3 separate regions of the Homo sapiens genome follow, and all the other regions are linked to region 2. The links are chromatin contacts, found by Hi-C or POLR2A ChIA-PET in ENCODE. All regions are on one chromosome and are shown on one strand. The core of a region is the stretch at or near the end of the contact, and the rest is flanking DNA. Distances in the headings are between cores, read along the strand shown.

Region 1 (4,307 bases), core at 1,196-3,695, 210 kb after region 2:
CTGGATTTGCCCTTGATGTGTTGACAGACTGCTGGAGCTCATCTCAACAACAGGATTTTATTTTTCCATTCTTAGCACAGTGGTGACCCATGGTCTCTGTATCATTGGTATCCGTTTCTACCATTAGAACACTGGCTTTGGGGGATGCCAAAAAGTGTTCGGTCCAGCCACAGTCATAGTGTTCTATACACCGATGTTCAGAGGGGCTAGGTTAAACACAGTTGTGCGGTTTCATTTTCTGTAGGACTTACAGCTGTTAAAGTACTTATATGCATTACGAATCTTGGAAAGGAGTTCACAGTGTGTAGCATTTTTTAAATACGCTTGGCCACAGAAGTGTCCAGCAGTCTCCTCTTCCACCGGCCATGCTTTAGGATGAGATTTCTCAGCCTGGGCACTGCTGACGTTCTGGACTGGATCGTTCATGGCCAGGGGCTGGGGGTCTCGGTGAGACTGTCCTGGGCACTGTAGGGTATCAGCAGCCTCTCTGGCCCTTACTTGCTGGAGGTCTGAGCCCCTGCCAGGTTGTGGCACTGCCACCCATTCTCTGTGGGGGCACGTTCCCCACACCAGTTGAGCAGCACTCCGTCTGGAGGTGCTTATGTAGAATCCTGCTCCGCAGCTGATGGAGTGCTCCCCAGGCAGCGCTGCCCAGACGCCCACTGCCTCTTCCTGCGGACTTGGTGGGCCACCATGTACTGTGGTTTCTGTCAGCTGTGCCAGGATGTTTTGTGTTCACTTCTGACTTGTTTGTAATGATCACTTTGTACCCCCTTTCTGGTATCTTTCCATTGACATTTCCTGGTGCAGTTACCGATTTCTTCTGTTTTCAGGGAGCACTGGTTTGCCAACCATTTTGTGCATTGTGTGCAGCATTTAGCACAACTACTTATTTTCTGTTTTACAAAGTAGAATGTTATGAAATTCTTGTTCTTGCCTCAATTTCCCACCCTTATTTTGACTTTAAACTTGGAACTTCCTCTGCATTTCTTTACGAGGAAAATACATGGTTCTTTTCTGCAAAAACATCATTTAAAACAACTGTTATACACGGTAGTTTTTTAAAAATCATAATGTGTGATGTCTTTTGTCCTGGTGTCTATGTTTAGTAGCAGCTCATCAGATACAGTGTGTGTTTGGGCTTGTCACTCTGTCCCTTGTCGCCAGTTGAGTTTCTTGCTTACAGTACAGTATTATAATTTATTATTTGAGATAAAAATTTTTGTATTATACACACATCTGCTACAAATGAGCTTTTTTTGGTTCACAAACACAGTTCCTCCACCAATTCTAAAATCATTTAATATTGACTTTAATAATGGTACCTTTTTCTAGAAAAGCACTAATTGTTTTTTTTTTTGTGGGGGGGGGTCTTTTTTAGGGAAAGCTTCCAACGACAGGAATGACAATCACAAAGCTTGAGGACAGTGAAAATCATAGAAATGCATTTGAAATATCAGGTGATAGGCACAAGCTGTGTGAGTGCTGTGTCTCGGGGAGGAGAGGCAGCTTGTCCCCGCGTGCAGATTCTTGCTTGCGTATTTCAGAAGGTGGTGTTTAAGCGCTGAGTGGAATTCTGGGGGGTGTGCACGCACGTGCTTTTTACCTGTGTTTCCACTCGGCCTATTTTTTCCTTCTCTCCTATAGGGAGCATGATTGAGCGGATATTAGTGTCGTGCAACAACCAGCAGGATCTGCAGGAATGGGTGGAGCACCTACAGAAGCAAACGAAGGTCACGTCTGTGGGAAACCCCACCATAAAGCCTCATTCAGTGCCATCTCATACCGTAAGGACTTGGTGCTTCTCCTCCTTCCAGACTCCAGGCGTGGCATCCCGTGGCTGAGCTGTCAGCAAGTGATCAGTTGCTTTAAAACCTAATCAATATTTGGATAAAAAGTGCAAAACACTTGCTTCACATTTCTCTGCAGATCTTTGGCCCTCTTCGTGCAGTAGTGAATTGTTTTCCAATGAGTGTTCTCGAGAAACAACCCTGAATTGTGCCTCCTCACGCACAGTTCAGAGGTGCTTGGGTGGGAAGCTGCTTCTGCTCCGTGTGGCCCTAGAAGACTGATTTAGGGGAGTTTTACACTCAACTATAGATGATTTTTCTGAGAATTTTAACTGTTTATTATGCTTCATTTAAGAAAACAAAAAATAAATGATTATGATGATGAAAAGGGCCAGACTCATGTTGAAGGCATTAAAAGAATTTATGACACACTGTTGATTTTAAGAAATTGAGGTGTCTTTTACTTAGAAAAGCTCAACAAGTCTTTGGATATTTAGAGACTTTTTTTTTTTTTTTTTTTTTTTTTTTTACAACTTTTCAGAATAGATGAACACTGAAGCTTCAGTGTTTAAACCTCTCCTGGTGTTTTGTGCTCAAGAAGTTGGTATCGGGTTGTTTTAACAGTCGTCATCTTTATCAAGTAATACGGAAAAACTGGGCAGAGCTTTTAAAGAATGAATGACGATGACACAGGCGTTTTCTGCTTACAGATTTCCTCACATCCTTATTAGGCTATTAGGATCAGCTCTGTCGTGTGCTCAGTTTTCATGTTTTCTTCTTCATGTGAAGGTTGTAGCTCAAGAAGGATTGCTGTACTCTGATATTCTCATCAGAGTTTCAGAGTCCATCTGATTTCTTTCAGCAGTAAAGATTGTAACTACTCATTGGCTTTTAGCTAGCATTTCATTTTTAATGGCTCTACCATTTTAAAATTCTCCATTCTTTCATGGAGATCAGTTTATCCCAGGGACGTGTGTGTACACGTGTGTTTATAAAGAACAGTGGATGAGCTGCTTCACTCAGGTTTTCAACAGCAGCCTGAAACTCTACTTCATACAATTTTATATCAAGTCAGCTTTTCTCTGTGGCCAGACCCTCCGTCTTAGTGTTTCTTTCACTGGTGGCTGGGAAGGCATCCCTTCAGCGGGGAAGGCACTGTGCCTCATGTTTAAAATGTTCTGCATTCTCCTACAGAGTTTCTTGTGTGGGATGATGTATTCTGTGATCCAACTCTGACCAGCTGAAATCATTTTCTAATTTTAGCATAAAGCATACTTCCTTTGACTTTTTCAAGAAAGGAGAAACAAAACCAGACACTGCTTTGACGTTGTTGCTAGAAGGGATGTCTTACATAATTTTATCCATCTATACATTATTTCCTATGAAAAGATGACCTTACAGTGGCTTCATAGCATGACCTGCATCTCACACAATTCCCTCCCCCATGCAGGGACTAGAATGTGATCGTTGCAGGAAGTTGATGGCTTCTATTCTTGAAATTGTGGCATTAGCTGCCGTCCCTCTCAGCCTGTGTTTTGAAGGTCGCGCACTTCCTCAGAATGCCGGCCCCACTCCGTTTCCAGTTCACAGCGCCACACAGCTTGTTCTCCCATTAAATGCACCTTACTATTGTTGGCTAATTTGAGGTCATTATTGGCTGATTTTGAGAATGACTTATTTAACTTTTCTCATTTAACTGTCATTGTGATGGAATATTTTGGGTTTTCCAGGAATATAAAATGCATTAATGGCACACCGCTCTAAGAAGTTAATTTTTGATTAACTTTGTTTTGATTAAAGTTGAGTTTTCTAAGAACATAATTGGTTTTAATACCAGGGTTTGGCAGTGTTCAGTAAAGATCCAGATGGTAAACGTTCTCTGCTTTACAGGTTCAGGCCTCTTGCAGCTGTACTCTGCCCTTGGAACACAACAGCAGTTTTAGACAGGCACAGGCCTGCCTGTGTGCCAGGAAAACTTTTTTAAAAAACAAAACTAGGCGATCAGGCCTTAGTTTCGCCCAGTACTTTATCACCAGGTGAAGAATAATACGTGGCTGGGGGGGAATCACCTTCCTTCTTACAGCCACATGCCCTGTGTGCTTTTGTGAAATTCTCATCTTTTTACTAGATGAAGTACCTTTTTTCTATAAATGTTACTCCGTAGCTAATAAATGTGGCTAGTGGATGTCTTTTGAGTGCTGGGGCCCCAGCTAGAGCTGCCCCTCCTGTCTGGGGCAGACGCCGTGAGGAGCCCCACGCTCGGCCCAGGTGGCGCGAGCTAGTGTTTGGCCCCAAAAACTGACTGCTGAGAGCCAGAGATACGAATGAAATGATAAATCCTGAGGTTTATTTCACATGGAGTGTTTAAAGAGCAGAAGGAAGTGCGTGATAAGTGCCCTTTCGCGGTGAGCACGCGAGTCTCATGTTCTCTGCCCTTCCCGCTCTGTGCCCTTGGCAGCTCCCCTCCCACCCGGTCACTCCGTCCAGCAAGCACGCAGACAGCAAGCCCGCGCCGCT
Region 2 (4,971 bases), core at 879-3,378:
GAAGCATTTAAACAGAGAGGAAGAGAAAAATAGCAATCACAGAAAGAACCAGGGAGTTTATAAAACAGGCTGCATGAAAATCATTTATCAAAACACTGTCCAGGAATTTTTGTTAAAAATAAACATAAAACAATTAGCTAGTCACAAAAAGACAAGTACTGTGGAACTCCACTCATTGTTAGTCAGTGGCGAGGCAGACATGAGCAGGGCAGGAGAGGGCCCACCCCACCAGGAACCTCTGGAGACCATCAGGTGATACTCAGGCAGTGGTTAAACTGGTTCTCTAAAATAGTAATTGGTTGCAGCTGTGCCAGGGAAAGGCGGGCTCCCAATAGCTGGAAAACACCTGAAACTGATCAGCAGCTTTCTATAAGATCTCAGGAGTGGGGCGAGGTGGCTTAGGCCTGTGCACTAAGAGGTAAAATGTAGTTTAACTGGTGTGTGACCTTCCTCCAGGAACACGAGACAGGTAAGGGCAAAATACTTCAGGTGAGCATGTGCACAACTTCAGTAATACAGCGCGCACGCGGCCCCGCCCAAGCGCTGGCCGGTCACTGCGCATGCGGACAGCCCACCCCAAGGAAAGGTCAAGGAAGGGGAAATGGAAACCCTGAACCATGCCCATGTATAAAACCCAAAGTGGGGGGTTGTACCCTGCACTTGGATCTCTCAAGTCGCCTACTTCACCCTCTCCCAAGTGTACTTTACTTCCCTTAATTCCTGCTCTAAAGCTTTTTAATAAACTCTCAGTCCTGCTCTAAAACTCGCCTTGGCCTCTCACTCTGCACTATGCACCTCGGCCGAATTCTTTCCTCTGAGGAGGCAAGAATCGAGTTGCTGCAGACCCTACGGATTCCCTGCTGCTAACAGTATTAGTCCCTGGACTAATCAAATTCAGACACACAAAGTGGAATGGTGGATGCCAGGGGCTGGGGAGGGCAATGGGGAGTGAGTGCTTATTTAAGGGGGACAGAGTTCGGTCTTGCAAGATGAAGATGTTCTATTGATTGTGAAAAATGTGAATGCACCTAAATGCCTAAAAATGGTTAAAATGGTAATCGTTATGTGTATTTTGCCACAATTTAAAAACATAAAAAATAAGAATGTCTGAGTAAATAAACGTATAACGCGTTCTTTAAGTCCACTGACAGCGGCGTGGCCTTGGCCTCTGTGCTCATCTTTCCAGGACAGAGCCCCGTTTGGTGTTTCTGGTTCTGTGCTGCGTAGAGAACTTGGCACCCTGGTCCTATGCACAGAAGAGGAGCTTTCCGAAGGCTCCGGGAGAGAACGCTGGGGAGTCAAGGCCAGTCCGAGCACAGCAGCTGGGGCCAGATTGGAGACAGGGACTTTTTTATTCGAGAGAAAGCGAACGTAGTATCTAAGCGGAAGAGCCCTTGCAGGCGCGGGAAGGGAGGCCGCGCTTCCCCGGGCCTGCGGGGTCAGAGGAGGAGCTTCTGCGGGAGCTTAAAGGGGCCCCACAGCCCCCTGCACCCCTTCCACGAGCTCTGGGGAAGGCGTTCCTCGTGGGAGACCTGTCTCCCACGTTGTTGCCGGTTAAGAAGTCAGAGCTAGGGGACAGGCCGGGTGCGGTGGCTCACGCCTGTAATCCCAGCACTTTGGGAGGCCGAGGCGGGCGGATCACGAGGTCAGGAGATCAAGACTATCTTGGCTAACACTGTGAAATCCCGTCTCTACTAAAAATACAAAAAATTAGCCGGGCGTGGTGGCACGCGCCTGTAGTCCCAGCTACTCCGGAGGCTGAAGCAGGAGAATTGCGTGAACCCGGGAGGCAGAGCTTGCAGTGAGCAGAGATCGCGTCACTGCACTCCAGCCTGGCGACAGAGCGAGTCTCCGTCTCAAAAAAAAAAAAAAAAAAAAAAAAAAAAAAAAAAAAAAGGAGAGAGGAAAAAAGCAAACTGTGCCTTTAAACCAGGGCGACCTTCATTCCCACAAGAAGGACTCCGCCTTGGTCCCCTTGGGTGAAAGCTGCCGCTGCTGAGCGCCTCTGCGGCCCGGTGAGATCGGGGTTCACAGGCTGACCCAGCGTTAGGAGGTGCCGGGCTGATCACGACCGCCAGAGCTGCTGAGGTCGGAGCCCCGACCCTGGGAACGCAGCACGGAGCCTGGCCGCGGGCCGTGAACAAAGCGGTGTGCAGGGGACCCAGGTTCACAGCGCAGGTGCGCGGCTCCCCGGCGGCTCTGCCGTCCTAGCTCACGCGGTCCCGGGGCAGCTGCTTTGCGCCGAGCCCCAGAGACGTGGCGGCGGGTCCCGACTGCGCTGCCGCCCGTGAGAGGCACCGGACCTGCCCTCCAGGGCGGGGAAAGGGAGGACTCTGATCCCATGAGAACCCAGACAGTTCCATGTCCAAGGAGGCACCCGGAATGTTCTGAAACAAACCTGCGATTATGACAGCTCCGTATCATGTACTAGACGAAATTCTTACAGCTCCAACCTCTTTTTTTACATTTTCTATTAAATTTTAATACCGGTTTCTCGCGCCTATGAGCAAAAAGACAAGTGTTAAAGCTAGCAATCGTTTGTGCAATTTCATCGATTGGTTCCACCGCTGCACTTGCTGCTGGTGACCAATAGGGGGTGTTAATTGTTAATTATAATCAATATTCTGCCCACTGACAACAGCAAATCCTAAAAGCTCAAGTTTCAACTCAATTCTTAAAACGAAGATTTAACTAGCTCCTTGAATCTTATAGGACTTTTATCACTCTCAGTGCTTCCAGTTACAGGTTCTAGTCTCAAAACTAGTTGACCTAAATGTCTTCAAATAAACTTTAAAGGATATGGATGGAGTTTTAAGCCAACTTTTAACTGAAAGTATAGCATATATATAGAAAAGCTCACAAATCATAAATGTTCAGCTGGATATACATTTTTTACAAAGGCTCACACATCCATGGGGCCAGGCCTCGGGTCAGACATAGAATCTCACCAGGGGACTCCCTCACACACTTCCCAGCCCTTATCCCACCTCAGAGAATAGCCATCTTCCGACTTGTTCCAGTGTAGATGACCCTTGCCTGTTCTAAGCTTTATATAAATGAGTTATATAATGTATCTGGATTCTTTTGCTCAGTGTTTGCTCGTGAGACTGTCCCTATTCTGAGTGCAGCCATATTATGGGGGTGTAATGTGTGCGTACTGCCCTGCAATGCAGTACTCCCCTTTATGCACACACCACGAGGGGCATCTCCAAACAGCCGCTCCCAAGCATCGGGGCTGCTTTGGGCTTGGGGCAGTGATGAACGATGCTGTTATAAACCTTCTTGTGCATGTCTTTAGGCACACATATACGCATTTCTGATTGGCATATATTTAGGAGTAGAATTGCTGGGCCATAGAGTGTGCACATACTAAACTCAGAAGATGCTGCCAAACAGGTTTCCAAAACGGTTGTACGAATTTACACTCCCACGGGCTGCATATGAGAGCTCCGTTGCTCACATTTGCTATCATAAATGTATTTTTATTGCATGGAATTATTATAGTACTTGATGTATAGCTTTTCCAGGGTTTTCCAAAGAGTATAATCTTAGCCAGATACTAGCAAAAGAGTAATTAAGATGTAAGAACTATGTAAATTGTAAGCACTCAGAATATGTATTTACCACGCAGGATTCTCACAGATATCTTAAGATGCTGTTCAAATTAGGGAGGTCTATTCTTGATGCATGGAAGGTGTTGTGGATGAAATTCTTTTGCTTTATTTCTGCACAGAGTAATCTCATAGTAAGTTTAAATTACTGCAGGGATTTATCCCCAAGTCCTAACTGAGTGTCAATGTTGGGATGACAAAGACGGTCTAACCTTACACATCTGAACCAAGTCCTCATTTTCTCAGAGCCCAACAGGAGGCTGAACCCAGCGTCCCTGTCATGTCTCACCCTCTCAGAGGTGGCCTATGTAGTACCCACTCCAACATTGTTTCAGTTCTGCCCTCAAATGAAGCCAGAAGGTGATGGAGCTGTGGGAGGGGAGAGTGTAAGGTTGACAGTGTCTAAGCAAGCAGGACTTGACACAGATGACGAGGCTGTCTTTTCTATTCAGGTTCAGCTCATGAGCACTGGAGAGTTATAGAAACTTCTAGAATCAGCAGAATAGTTAAATTCACTCTCCTTTAATGCAAATGAAGAATGTCTTTCCTGGACTTCAGGAGTCACACTTCTCTTATGCCAGCTTCCTCTGAGAATTCCAGATATTCTCTGAGTAGAGGTGAATCTTCTGCCGGGTCTTCTGAAAGAGACCCCACCTCTCATCATGGGCTGCTCCTGACCTCTGCCCCCTGTGATAAATGAGCCAATTAACACTAAACTGGAGATTCCTCAGGGGTTTTAGGCTGGTTTTCCCAAGCCAAGTGTTACTCCTCAAATGTTCTCCATTCATCTTGTAGAAAGGGCCATGTTTGCAGGATTCCCAGCTCGCACGCAGTGGGTGATTGGTGGCTGTGGACAGAGCTTCAGGCCTGCAAAGATCTGATCGAGCAGAGCCAGGTTCTAGCAGGTGCTACCTAAATGAGTTGATTAGAGCACGCTTTCTGGAACCAAAATAAAAAATGAATTGTTCCTATTGTTTTAAAGTTAGTTGTAATGAAGAATTCATTTAATTTTGTTGTGGTAAAATATCCATAATCTGAAATTTACCGCTTAACCATTCTTAGGTGCACAGTTCAGTGGCATTAAGTGCATTTACATTGTTTCTTGTGCAACCATCACTATACTGTCTTCCTTCTCCAGAACTTTTTCTTCTTCCCAGACTAAAACCCTGTCCTCATTCAACACTGACTCCCCCTCCCCCATCTCCCCAACTCCTGGCAGCCCCCATTCTACTTTCTGTCTCTGTGACTTTGAGTCCTCTATGGACCTCATCTGTCTGGAGTCATACAGTATTTGTCCTTTTGTGGCTGGTGTATTTCACTTAGCGTAACATCCTCAAGTTTCATCTGTGCTATGGCACAT
Region 3 (4,895 bases), core at 1,143-3,642, 200 kb after region 2:
TTCAAACATGAAGGAGAAATAAAAACTTTCCCAAACAAAAGTTGAGGGATTTTATTAACACCAGCCCTGTTCTACAAGAAATGCTAAAGGGAGTTCTTCAATCTGAAAGAAAATAATGTTAGTGAGCAATAAGAAATCACCTGAAGGTACAAAACTCACTGGTAATAGTACTCAGAAGAATACAGAATAGTATAACACTATGTGTAAACTACTCATATCTTGAGTAGAAAGGTTAAAAGATGAACTGATAAAAAACTACAAGTTTTCAAGACAGTACAGTAAGATATAAGTAGAAACAACAAAAAGTTAAAAAGCACAAGGACAAAGTTAAAGTGTAGAGTTTTTAATTAATGTTCTGTTTCCTTGCTTGTTACATTGTTTACACAATCAATGTTGTCATTTAAAAATAATGGGTTTTATTATTTGGAAGTCCATGGTAACCTCAAATTAAGAAACATACAATAGATCCATAAAAAATAAAAAGCAAGAAATTAAAACATAAAACCAGAGAGAATCACCTTTACTAAAAGGAAGACAGGAAGGAAAAAAGGAAGAGAAGATTGCAAAACAAGAAAACAAATGACAAAATGGCAAGAGTAAGTCCATGGTTATGAATAATAACATTGAACTTAAATGAACTAAACTCTGCAATCAAGAGCCGTAGAGTGGCTGAATGGATTAAAAAAAACCAAAAAGACAAAAAACCCAATGATCTATAAAGACACCTATAGACTGGAAATAAAGGAATGGAAAAAGATACTCCATGCAAATAGGAACCAAAAAGAGCAGGAGTAGCTAGACTTATATCAAACAAAATAGATTTCAAGACAAAAGCTAGAGACAAAGAAAGTCATTATATAATGATAAAGGGGTCAATTCAGCAAGAGGATATAGCAGTTGTAAATATGCATCCAACATTGGAGCACCCAGATAATATAAAGCAAGTATTATTAGAACTAAAGATAAACCCCAATACAATAATAGCTAGAGATGTCAACACACCACTTTCAGCACTGGACAGATCTTTGATACAGAAAAGCAACAAAGACACTTGACTTTATCTGTACTTTAGAACAAATCAATCTAAAGATACTTACAGAACATTTCCTCTAGTGGCTTCAGAATGCACATTCTTTTCTTAGCACATGGATCATTCTTAAGGATCATCTATATTAAGCACAAAACAAGTCTTAAAATTTTTTTAAAAATGAGATTCATCTCTTAAAAAAATATAATTTTATCAAGATTCTTCTGACCACAATGGAATAAAACTAGAAATCAATAATGAGGAATTTTGGAAACTATGCAGACACATGGAAATTAAACAGTGTGCTCCTGAATGACCAGTGGGTCAATGAAGAAATTAAGAAAATTTAAAAATTTCTTGAAACAAGTGATCGTGGAAACACAGCATACCAAAACCTATGGGGTACAGCAAAAGCTGTATTAAGAGGAAGTTTGTAGCTGTAAGCAACTACATCAAAAAGTAGAAAAACTTCAAATAAACAACCTTAATGATGCATCTTAACAAGAAAAGCAGGAGCAAACCAAACCCAAAATTGTAGAAGGAAAATAATAAAGATTACAGTGGAAGTAAATGAATTTGAAATATTACAAAAGATCGATGAAACCAAAAGTGGCTTTTTTGAAAAAATAAAATTGACAAACCTTTAGTCAGACTAAGAAAAAAGAGAAGACCCAAATAAATAATTTTTCTTTTTTGTTTCTGATTTTAAAACTGATACTGCAGAAATTCAGACTCACTAGAGGCTACTGTGAACAACTGTATGCCAGTAAATTGGAGAACTTAGAAGCTTTGGTAGTCAACAAGAGAGACCTGCCAGAGGTCATGTGGTTACAGGGGCCCCGTGTCCCTGTGTGTGTGTGTGCATGTGTGTGTGTGTGTCTATCTCCACCCTGAGTGGGAGCAGGAGGCTACTTGTGAAGTCTCATCTCTGAAGGCCATCTGTTGATCACGACAGGCTGCTGGGTTCCTTGCGGCTGGAGATGTGTATGGAGGTTCCCCCAGCACATTGCTCTGTCTTCATGGGCATCTCAGTTTCCATCTGAAATCACTTGTTGATGAACTGAGAACCATTCCTCTGTCTAGTTAGCAGTATCACTAGGAGTAAACATGTTACGGGGGAAACTGCTTAGCATTTGATTTCTCAAGTGTTTTTTCTGAGACCCAGTAATCTTCTGGGTAAGGAAAAAAAACCCTTGGGTACCCCCTTTCACCTTGTGCTGTTGCTGTTACTGTGAAGATGTAGATGGTATGTGTGACTCTAGCTGTCATCAGATCATTCATGGACACAATGCAACATCACACCTGTTAGATTATGGCTTTGGTTCTGCCAGGAGGCCTGGTGGGAGCAGCTGGCATGATGCGTGCTGCCTCTCATGACTCATGTGCACCATCCTGCTGCCCAAGGCCTTGATGTAGCCCCTGTGGGGTGCCCTGTCTGCATGTTATCACACTCTGAAGAGCAGCCTATGGAGCACAAGAGAGAACCGAGGGGAACATCCCCTCCTTTAATTCTGAACTCATATTCTGTAATGGTGATTTCTGTGAGTCTGGCTGGTTGTCGTGTGAATTCAGGTGTCTAGGCAGCGTTATGTGTGGAATATGTTGGCACGTTATGCTCGAGTCCTAGGGCTCAGCTGACCTTTATGAGCTTTATCTGCTACTGAATTAATGAACAAGGGCTTTATCAGCCATGAAACTTTGGTGATGGCAGTGACAGAAAATTCTTGGGAGAATTGGTCTGGGACTGAAAGAGGTAATAAAAATCTAGAGCCTAGGCTCAGTGCGGTGAATTAAATAGGAAAAACCACTCGTACCGTGAATTGTTCGTTTATAAGCTATGCTGAAATATGACTTAATTTTCATTAATTGATGAAATATCAGAAATGAAAATCAGTTTATCCAGATTTCCTTTTCTGAATGGATCGGGGCTGTGGCACTGGACCAGGTAGGAGATGAAATCTTAGCATAGCCCATGGCCCAGCACTGAGCAGTATTTCTGCAATCCTAAGAATTTAACCCATTGTGGGTAGCACATATCCAATAACTTTCCTGTGCCACATCTCTGGCAGTGTTTTCTGTGCGTATACCTTTGGCATTCCATCATTACCCAGTGCTCTTCAGTCCTCCTAGTGAGGCATGCAGGGTCCTGTCATTCTAGAAGCCCGCCTCTTCCTGATATTTCACTGTGTCTCTGAGGATGAACATCACCTGCTCAGATGTCAGAAGATTCTCAAAACCTGTGTGTCTTAAAGGGCGTGTTCTTCCTCCTCTGTAGGCTGGCAGCAGTTTGTAGCTCCTGTCACTGAGACTACATAATTGTCTTCAGTTTACTTCTGTACAAAATGATAGAACTCACTTTAAGGTAGAGACTGTTTCTTACCCTGTTTTTAATCTGTTCCCAGTGCCTTGTAATGGTGCTGCATACATATAGTAGTTGAAATTAATTTGAGTCAGTGACTACCCTGCAAATGGACAGAACTGTGGCTAATCCCGGTAGGTTGTGGAAACCCCGCTTAGCTGTTCACAGTTGGAAATGGGTCTGCAGCAGTGCAGATGCTAGCTTACTTTGCCTTCTGTTGTGTTTTAATAAACTAAACAGTAAAGCACCATAATAACTGCATGACACATTCAGGATTTGGAAACATGGCTTGGATGAATTAGACCAGTGTTGTTGAGAGCTTGCATTGATGGAAACATGCTGTATCTGCTAGACAAATTTCAGTAGCCTCTAGCCACGTGGGGCTGTGAAGCTCTGGAAATGAGATTAACGCAACTGAAGAACTGAATTTTTAATTTTTTTAAAAAATTTAGTTAACCTTACTTGAAATAGCTGCAGGTGGCTAGTGGCTGTTGGATTTGAGGGTAAAGAAGCATGGTAGAGAAGGCAGGTGGGACAGCCTCCCATCTGCGCAGAGATCTATATGTCACCGCCACCGACAGGAAGACTTGTGCATCCTAACCCTTAGCCTCCTTGTGCTGTGGGCAAGGTCCCTGCTGTTGCAGACCCCACTAAATTCCCAGTCCGTGCAGGTAACTGTTGTGCTTCTGTGAGCCCCCGCCAGTACTCTGGGTGGGGACATGTCTTGCTCAGACAGAGATCAAAGGAGAGCTAAGAGAGGGAGAGAGATGGACAGTTAAATATTGAAGGAGGGCGTTGGCCTTTTTTTACACAGCACAGGGAAGAGACTAGTATGTGGAGGGAGCACTTACATTTGGTAGATGTTCTTACACAGATCAGCCACCTGAACGTGTGTGGGATATTTTTATTACCTATATTTTACATTTCTATTGTCTGTATTATTTACCGTAACTACATTTGACATCTACATATTGCTATGTTTTAGAAGCAGAGGTTTATTTTCACCTCTTTCCTGAAGGCCATGTTTTATAAAACTGACATGTTATCTAGTCTAGAAGGGAAGGCCCAGCTGGGCATGGTGGTGCATGCCTGTAATCCCAGCTACTCGGGAGGCTGAGACACGAGAATCGCTTGAACCGGGAAGGCGGAGGTTGCAGTGAGCTGAGATGGTGCCATTACACTCCAGCCTGGGTAACAAGAGAGAAACTCCATCTCAAAAAAAAAAAAAAAAAAAAAAAGAAGACCCATTGTGCTGGGAATGCTTGAGTCTGAGGAGAGAAAACGGTGGGTGGTGGGATTTGGCACCTCTGTCACAGCGTTACTTCCTGTGCTTTTCTGTCTCCACAGCTATTATAGGACGTACTGATAACAGCTCAGTAAATTTTCTTAAATTGATGAGAACAGGAACAGTCTTTTTGAGCCTCGGTTAACAGTTACTAAGAAATGAATAAAAAATGGTTGAAAAACAGGGAGAAGACCAAGTTAGCATAAATTTTGAGTGCTCTGTGT

What was found. A loop is a pair of places that touch in the nucleus more often than their neighbours do. ChIA-PET counts read pairs that join two places held with the same protein, here RNA polymerase II (POLR2A). Pooled maps may share reads with other maps.
Region 1: a loop to region 2 is called in a map of ascending aorta, with 2.7 times the contacts of the local background. The contact joins two enhancer-like sites. A Hi-C loop is called at or near these places in 7 of 168 maps with a recorded cell type or tissue (Right ventricle myocardium inferior, ascending aorta, chondrocyte and 3 more) and 16 of 50 pooled maps. POLR2A ChIA-PET finds 5 or more read pairs at or near these places in 4 of 52 experiments (PC-9, activated CD4-positive, alpha-beta T cell, activated T-cell and 1 more).
Region 3: a loop to region 2 is called in a pooled map, with 2.0 times the contacts of the local background. The contact joins two enhancer-like sites. A Hi-C loop is called at or near these places in 4 of 50 pooled maps. POLR2A ChIA-PET finds 5 or more read pairs at or near these places in 2 of 52 experiments (activated CD4-positive, alpha-beta T cell and activated naive CD4-positive, alpha-beta T cell).

Annotation. Positions count from the first base shown.
Region 1 is chr13:111,278,891-111,283,197 of GRCh38, forward strand. ARHGEF7 (Rho guanine nucleotide exchange factor 7) reads left to right here. Exons shown (of 22, transcript NM_001354046.2): 14 at 1,382-1,460; 15 at 1,648-1,787; 16 at 4,249-4,307. Among named protein-coding and RNA genes, the nearest start is that of TEX29, 40 kb to the right of the region's middle. RefSeq lists an enhancer at 1,021-2,220. Within about 2 kb of position 2,446, at least 5 of the 41 ENCODE cell types and tissues checked have a DNase peak (open chromatin) inside an H3K27ac peak, as active enhancers do; they include ascending aorta, where a contact is called at or near this core.
Region 2 is chr13:111,065,368-111,070,338 of GRCh38, forward strand. No RefSeq gene overlaps it. Among named protein-coding and RNA genes, the nearest start is that of LINC00368, 28 kb to the right of the region's middle. RefSeq lists an enhancer at 1,914-1,973. Within about 2 kb of position 2,129, at least 18 of the 41 ENCODE cell types and tissues checked have a DNase peak (open chromatin) inside an H3K27ac peak, as active enhancers do; they include ascending aorta, where a contact is called at or near this core.
Region 3 is chr13:111,260,524-111,265,418 of GRCh38, forward strand. The region is part of intron 8 of ARHGEF7 (Rho guanine nucleotide exchange factor 7); the gene reads left to right. Among named protein-coding and RNA genes, the nearest start is that of TEX29, 58 kb to the right of the region's middle. Within about 2 kb of position 2,393, at least 2 of the 41 ENCODE cell types and tissues checked have a DNase peak (open chromatin) inside an H3K27ac peak, as active enhancers do.